Linked DNA regions of Homo sapiens: region 2 is linked to region 1. The links are chromatin loops, found by intact Hi-C in ENCODE. Cell type or tissue: sigmoid colon. All regions are shown on one strand. Links, peaks and the distances in the headings refer to the core of each region. The heading gives the core; the rest is flanking DNA. Region 1 overlaps CFDP1 (craniofacial development protein 1). Region 2 overlaps CFDP1 (craniofacial development protein 1).

Evidence for each region. Peaks named below come from ENCODE experiments on the same cell type or tissue, not always from the same donor. Only the 100,000 strongest peaks of a DNase experiment are listed, where the experiment ranks them.
Region 2: a loop joins it to region 1, with 2.3 times the contacts of the local background. A loop is called at or near these places in 12 of 110 quality-filtered maps.

Annotation. Positions count from the first base shown.
Region 1 is chr16:75,303,786-75,306,699 of GRCh38, forward strand. CFDP1 (craniofacial development protein 1) reads right to left here. Exons shown (of 7, transcript NM_006324.3): 6 at 1,239-1,397. Among named protein-coding and RNA genes, the nearest start is that of BCAR1, 54 kb to the left of the region's middle. RefSeq lists an enhancer at 1,367-2,566. In sigmoid colon, for the core only: no CTCF peak of the experiment used is centred there; DNase peaks (open chromatin) are centred at 1,013 and 1,736; H3K27ac peaks cover 2,107 bases.
Region 2 is chr16:75,356,118-75,359,031 of GRCh38, forward strand. All of the region lies in intron 5 of CFDP1 (craniofacial development protein 1), which reads right to left. Among named protein-coding and RNA genes, the nearest start is that of CFDP1, 76 kb to the right of the region's middle. In sigmoid colon, for the core only: no CTCF peak of the experiment used is centred there; no DNase peak of the experiment used is centred there.

The DNA.
Region 1 (2,914 bases), core at 175-2,674:
ACCACATAGTGAGGATGGTATCGTTATCCCAGTTTTATTGGTAAAGGAGCTGAGCCTCAGAGGTGTCCAGTATGCTGGTGGAGAAGAGCTTACTGGTAAGAAGCAGAGCTGCCGAGCAGCCAGGGCTCTCTGGTGGGACACTCAACATTTCCTTTCATGGCTAGGGGTGAGGACTGTTGATTTTGAGCCATGAAGCCACTTCTGTGGTAACTTCCTTAGTGCCTTCTGAGGTCCGTAAGTACTTATGAACACCTTTTCTTTCTTTTCTTTTCCTTTCTCTCTCTCTCTCTCTTTCTTTCTTGATACACAGTCTTGCTCTGTCACCCAGGCTGGAGTGCAGTGGTTCAGTCTTGGCTCACTGCAACCTCCACCTAGTGGGTTCAAGTGATCCTCCTGCCCCAGCCTCCCAAGTAGCTGGGATTACAAGTGTGCACCACTATGCCTGGCTAATTCTTATATTTTTAGTAGGATGGGGTTTTGCCAGGTTGGCTAGGCTGGTCTCGAAATCCTGACCTCAAGTGATCTGCCCGCCTCGGCCTCCGAAAGTGCCAAGATTACAGGTGTGAACCACCATGCCTGGCCACCATTTCTTTCTTGATTTTTTGTTTAATCACCAGTAAGACAAATATGACAAGGAAAGGACCCTTTTTACAACTGAATACGTAGGTTATGAACATTCTCTTTGTATTCCACAGCGAAGAGAAAGAGGTGCAAGTGATGGCCTGGGGTGCTGTCTGAGGGCCTGGCCTATCACACAGGCTATAGCCAAGGGTAAAGCCCCACCCCAGGCCATAATGACACAGACAAAAAAAAATTCACAATAATGCAACATCTAGGCATTCCATTGGCTCAGTTTTTGACGGATCTGAACTAGTTTGGTTTCTCAGAAGGACAAATGATTCAGATAAGGCCAAGGCTGCTACCACAGGCCAGATCCAACCACTAGGCAACTTACAGTTCACTGGAGCTGTAATTCAGCAAATTCAGCTTGGCAGATGTGACTGGCCCCTGAGAGTACTCCTCACATGCCCCGCCTTCCCTCCACCCGCAGTGGCCTTCCCAGTGACAGGCCCTGCCCCACACTGGAACAGAGACTTACTGACAAACCAAAGTGCTCACATTTTTAGTTCCATCATGAAAAGCTCCTGCTTGCTTACAGTGGGCAGTTTGTCTCCAATAAATCATTTGATTTCAGGGTTCTGAGGATTTTCCAAGGCATAAAACCTACTCCTTCTTACCCCTCTTTCCCTCGATTATGGATGGCCAGTTCTTCACCAATCCCCTCTTCCTCCTTGAAGCTCTCCCAGTCCAGTTTGGACTTCTCAAGGGTGCTCATTTTCTGCTTCTTGGCACCAATTTTCCCCAAAAGGCTGCTCATGCCACTTGATCTTTTTAACCTAAGGAAAGAAAATATGAAAGATGTAGCAGGTAAAAACTCTGATCTCTATATTAACAGTTTTTCTGATGCAAATGGGAATCCCCTAGATTGGGGCCATTTATCTTAGTGGAAGCCATGTTCATATTTGGGGCATTTCCTTCCTGGTGTGGAGAGCACTGTAAGTAAACTGGAATTCTAATGTGCTTTTCCTGCTTAACACCACTGTCTGCTCTCCTGAGCTACGAACAGGAAATCCTGCCTTCTTCAGACCTCTGTGGGCTCTGTGTGGCAGGTCTCTGCTTGCAAGGAGGGGAGGAGCAGCGCTTCAGGCAGGGCTTTGGAGTCACATGCCAAGGTCCAACTTCCAGCTTAACTGTGTGACTCTAGGCCAGTTATTTACTGCATGTTCCTTGGTTTCCTAATCTACAAAGCAAATGCTTACTCACAGGCTGTGGTGTATCTTACACGTAAAGGGCTAAAACAGCACTTGGCACAGCGTCAAGGTGCAATAAGCATGAGCCACTCTGAGTCACTGTCATCGTTTAAGCTTAAAGCCCCAGGGGGTTCTTTTAAGAGAAAGAGAACCAGTTCCCAACACTGATGAGTGAAAAGTCACAGTACTGTAAGAGGGTTCTAAAATCAGTTTCCTTTTAACTCCTGTGAGTTGGGCCCTGTTTTTTCCAGGAGGTGGAGAACATTCCTCACTCCGAAAGCTCACACGGGGAATGTACAGCCTGTGCTCCACTTGCTGGTGATGCTATCATGGACAGTGGGAGAAACCCCAGATGCCCAAATTCAAGTCTTGGCAGGTCAAATGTTTCCAGTCATTGTTAAACATATGAAATAAAATAAGAAAAGCAAAATGCAGTTAAGATGGTATGAGGAAAGGTTTGGTCTCTTTATGAAATGAAACGAAATCATCTACCAGCATGTAGGAACTTGGAAGTTATTTTCCGCCTCACGGGGATATGCAAGAAAGTTAAACATTTAAAAACTATGAGCTAATGTCACATGGTCTACTGATAATAATACCTTTACTTGTCTAGAATGTTTGTTCTCCAAGTGCTTTTGTAGCCATGATCTCATCTAACTCTCACTAAGGCCTGTGACACAGGACCCAGTCTCAGAGTTGGAAGGGATCATCTTTGAAATAACCTAGTATCACCCTAACCCATTCTGAAACCCCACGTCCCTGCCGCAAAGCAGCGTGAACGACTACTCACCCCCTCTGCCTGGTGTGAGCCAACAGGCCAACGTCCACACTGAACACCAGACTGCTGGGACTGAACAATGACCCTGAACATTCTCATTCTATTAACTTTAGTAGAGAGGATGTCAACTTCCCTGTTTGGGTCACACCCCAGTACATGCTGAGCTTAAGATCAACTCAGAATGGGCTGGGCAAGCTTCATCATCCTTGTATTAAGTTGGACAAATAAACAAAGTTCAGAGAGGTTAAATGATAAAACAAGGGTCAAAACAATAGACAATGCAGATCCGGGACAAAGGAAGATCTCTCCCAACTCTCAGGGTGGT
Region 2 (2,914 bases), core at 145-2,644, 52 kb after region 1:
TAGTGAATTCTTTCCAGAAGGTTTTCAATAAACTCTGTCCAGATTCATCAGATAAATCACTATCTACGGCAGCTATAGCCTTATTAAATGTATTTAAGTAATAAGACCATCACAGCTTGTCAGGAGTGAAAATAAACAAATAAACAAGTAACACTTCAAAGTTGAAATTACTTCTTGATCCATGGGCTGCAGAATGGATGTTAACAGTAAACAACACAACATTAATCTTCTTGTACACATCCATCAGAGCATATGGATGACTGGGTACACTGTCAATGAGCAGTAACATTTTGAAAGGAATCTTTCTGTCTGAGCGGTATGTCTCAAAAGTGGGGTTAAAATATTCAGGAAACTATGCTGGAAACAGATGTGCTGTCATCTATGTTTTGTTGTTTCACTTAAAAAACACAGAGTAGATTATAATTCTTAAGGGCCCTAGGATTTTTAGAATGGCAAATGAGCACTGACTTCAACTTAAAGTCACCAGCTACATTAGCCCTTAGCAAAAGAGCCACCTTATCACTCGAAATTTTGAAGCCAAGCATTGACTTCTCCTTCCGAGCTAACTGAAGTCCTAGATGGCATCTTCTTCCAATAGAAAGCTATTTAAAAAAATAATAAGAAGAAAGAAAAAAGAAAAGGCTGTTTCATTTACACTGAAAATCTGTTGTTTAGTGTAGCCACCTTCATCAATTATCTTAGCTGGATCTTCTAAATAACTTACTGCAGCTTCCGCATCAGAACTTGCTGCTTCATCTTGTACTTCCATGTTATGGAAACAGCTGCTTTCTTTCTTTTTTTTTTTTTTTTTTTTGAGACAGAGTCTTGATCTGTTGCCCAGGCTGTAATGCAGTGGCGTGATCTTGACTCACTGCAACCTCCGCCTCCCAGGTTTAAGCAGTTCTCCTGCCTCAGCCTCCCAAGTGCTGGGACTACAGTCGTGTGCCACCATGCCTGGCTAATTTTTGTATTTTTAGTAGAGATGGGCTTTTGCCATGTTGGCGAGGCTGGTCTTGAACTTCTGGCCTCATGTGATCCACCCGCCTTGGCCTCCCAAAGTGCTGGGATTACAGGTGTGAGCCACCTCGACCAGCCTGGAAACAGCTTCTTTCTTTTTTAAAATTATTTTATTTATTTTTAATTTTTAATTTTTTTGAAACGAAGTCTCATCCTGTCACCCAGGATGGAGTGTAGTGGCATGATCTCAGTTCAGTGCAACCTCCACCTCCCGAGTTCAAGCGATTCTCCTACCTCAGCCTCCTGAGTAGCTGGGACTACAGGTGTGCACCACCATGACCAGCTAATTTTTGTATTTTTAGTAGAGACGGGGTTTCACCATATTGGCCAGGCTGGTCTCGAACTCCTGACCTCAACTGATCTACCTGCCTTGACTTCCAAAGTGCTGAGATTACAGGTGTAAGCTCCTGCAGCTGATGAAACAGCTTCTTTCTAAGGAAAGAATCTCATGAACAACCTCTGCTAACTTCAAACTTTTCTCCTGGAGCTTCCTCTCCCTCAGCCTTCATAGAATTGAAGGGTTAAGGCCTTACTCTGGATTAGGCTTTGGCTTAAGGGAATGTTGTGTGGTTGGTTTGATCTTATTCAGACCATTCAAGCTGTCTTCAGATCAGCAATAAAGCTATTTCACTTTCTTATCATTTGTGCGTTCACTGGAGTAGCACTCTTAGCTTCCTTCAAGAACTTTTCTTTTGCATTTACAACTTGGCTAACTGTTTGGTACAAGAGGCCTAGCTTTTAGCCTGTCTTGGCTTTCAACATCTTTTCTTACTAACCTTAAATCATTTCTAGCTTTTGATTTAAAGTGAGAGATGTGACTCTTCCTTTTACTTGAACACTTAGAGGTCACTGTAGGGTTACTAACTAGCCTAATTTCAATATTGTTTTGTCTCAGGGAATACAATATTTACCAAATAAGTTTGTTATCCTATGTGGGTGTGGCTCATGGTGCTCCAAAACAATTACAATAGTATCACCAAGGATTACTGATTGCACACCGCCATAATAATATAATAATAATGAAAAAATTTGAGATATTATGAGAATTACCAAAATAGGACAGAGACATGAAGTAAATACAAGCTGCTGTTAAAATGGCACGGGTAGATATGCTCAACTCAAACCTTCAATGTGTAAGAAACACAGTATCTGTGAAGCACAGTAAAGCACAGTGCCATCAGATGAGGCATGCCTACATATAGGAACTCTCCATGTCATTTTAGCAGCTTTTCTGAAATAATAATCTCTTCAGATATTCAATACAACATTATTCTAAAGCTTTTTTAATAAAAAAATGAAACAGCAAGTTATTAAGTAAAATAAATATTTTACATAAAATGAGGTATTTATTAAAGCTTGATTCTTAACTAGGTATCTTTTAAATATTTTTTATGAAAATGAAAGTGATCATAAAGCACTTCTGCCAAGAGTGGGAGTCTCCAGGAAGAGCATTTGTACAACCAAATTACAAGCTGAATTACCTACTTTTCCCCCATGAACACCATTTTTACCTGAAAAAAATGACTGGCAGATAGACTATGGTTATTCATACTTAAGTATTCGACAGACATTTTCTCTTTTCTCGAAAGTGAACAATGTCTGTCTGTCCAAGACCTGACAGTATCTGCTGGCAGTGATAAATTCTGAGCTTTAGAATTTTGGAAAACTTGTTGCCTACCACCGTGAACTAGACAGCTTCCTTGTGAAGACTTTTGATTGGCACTGATATTAATGAATGTGACTTGTTGAGAATGTCTAATGAAATCAGTCAACGTTAGAAGAGCTGTATAACCCAGTAATCAGCAGTTCTGAAATGATTAATGCATGCTGTTACATCACTGTTCACATTTGGCGTAGTATCACAAAAGGATAACCAAAATTATCAAAACAGCTAGTA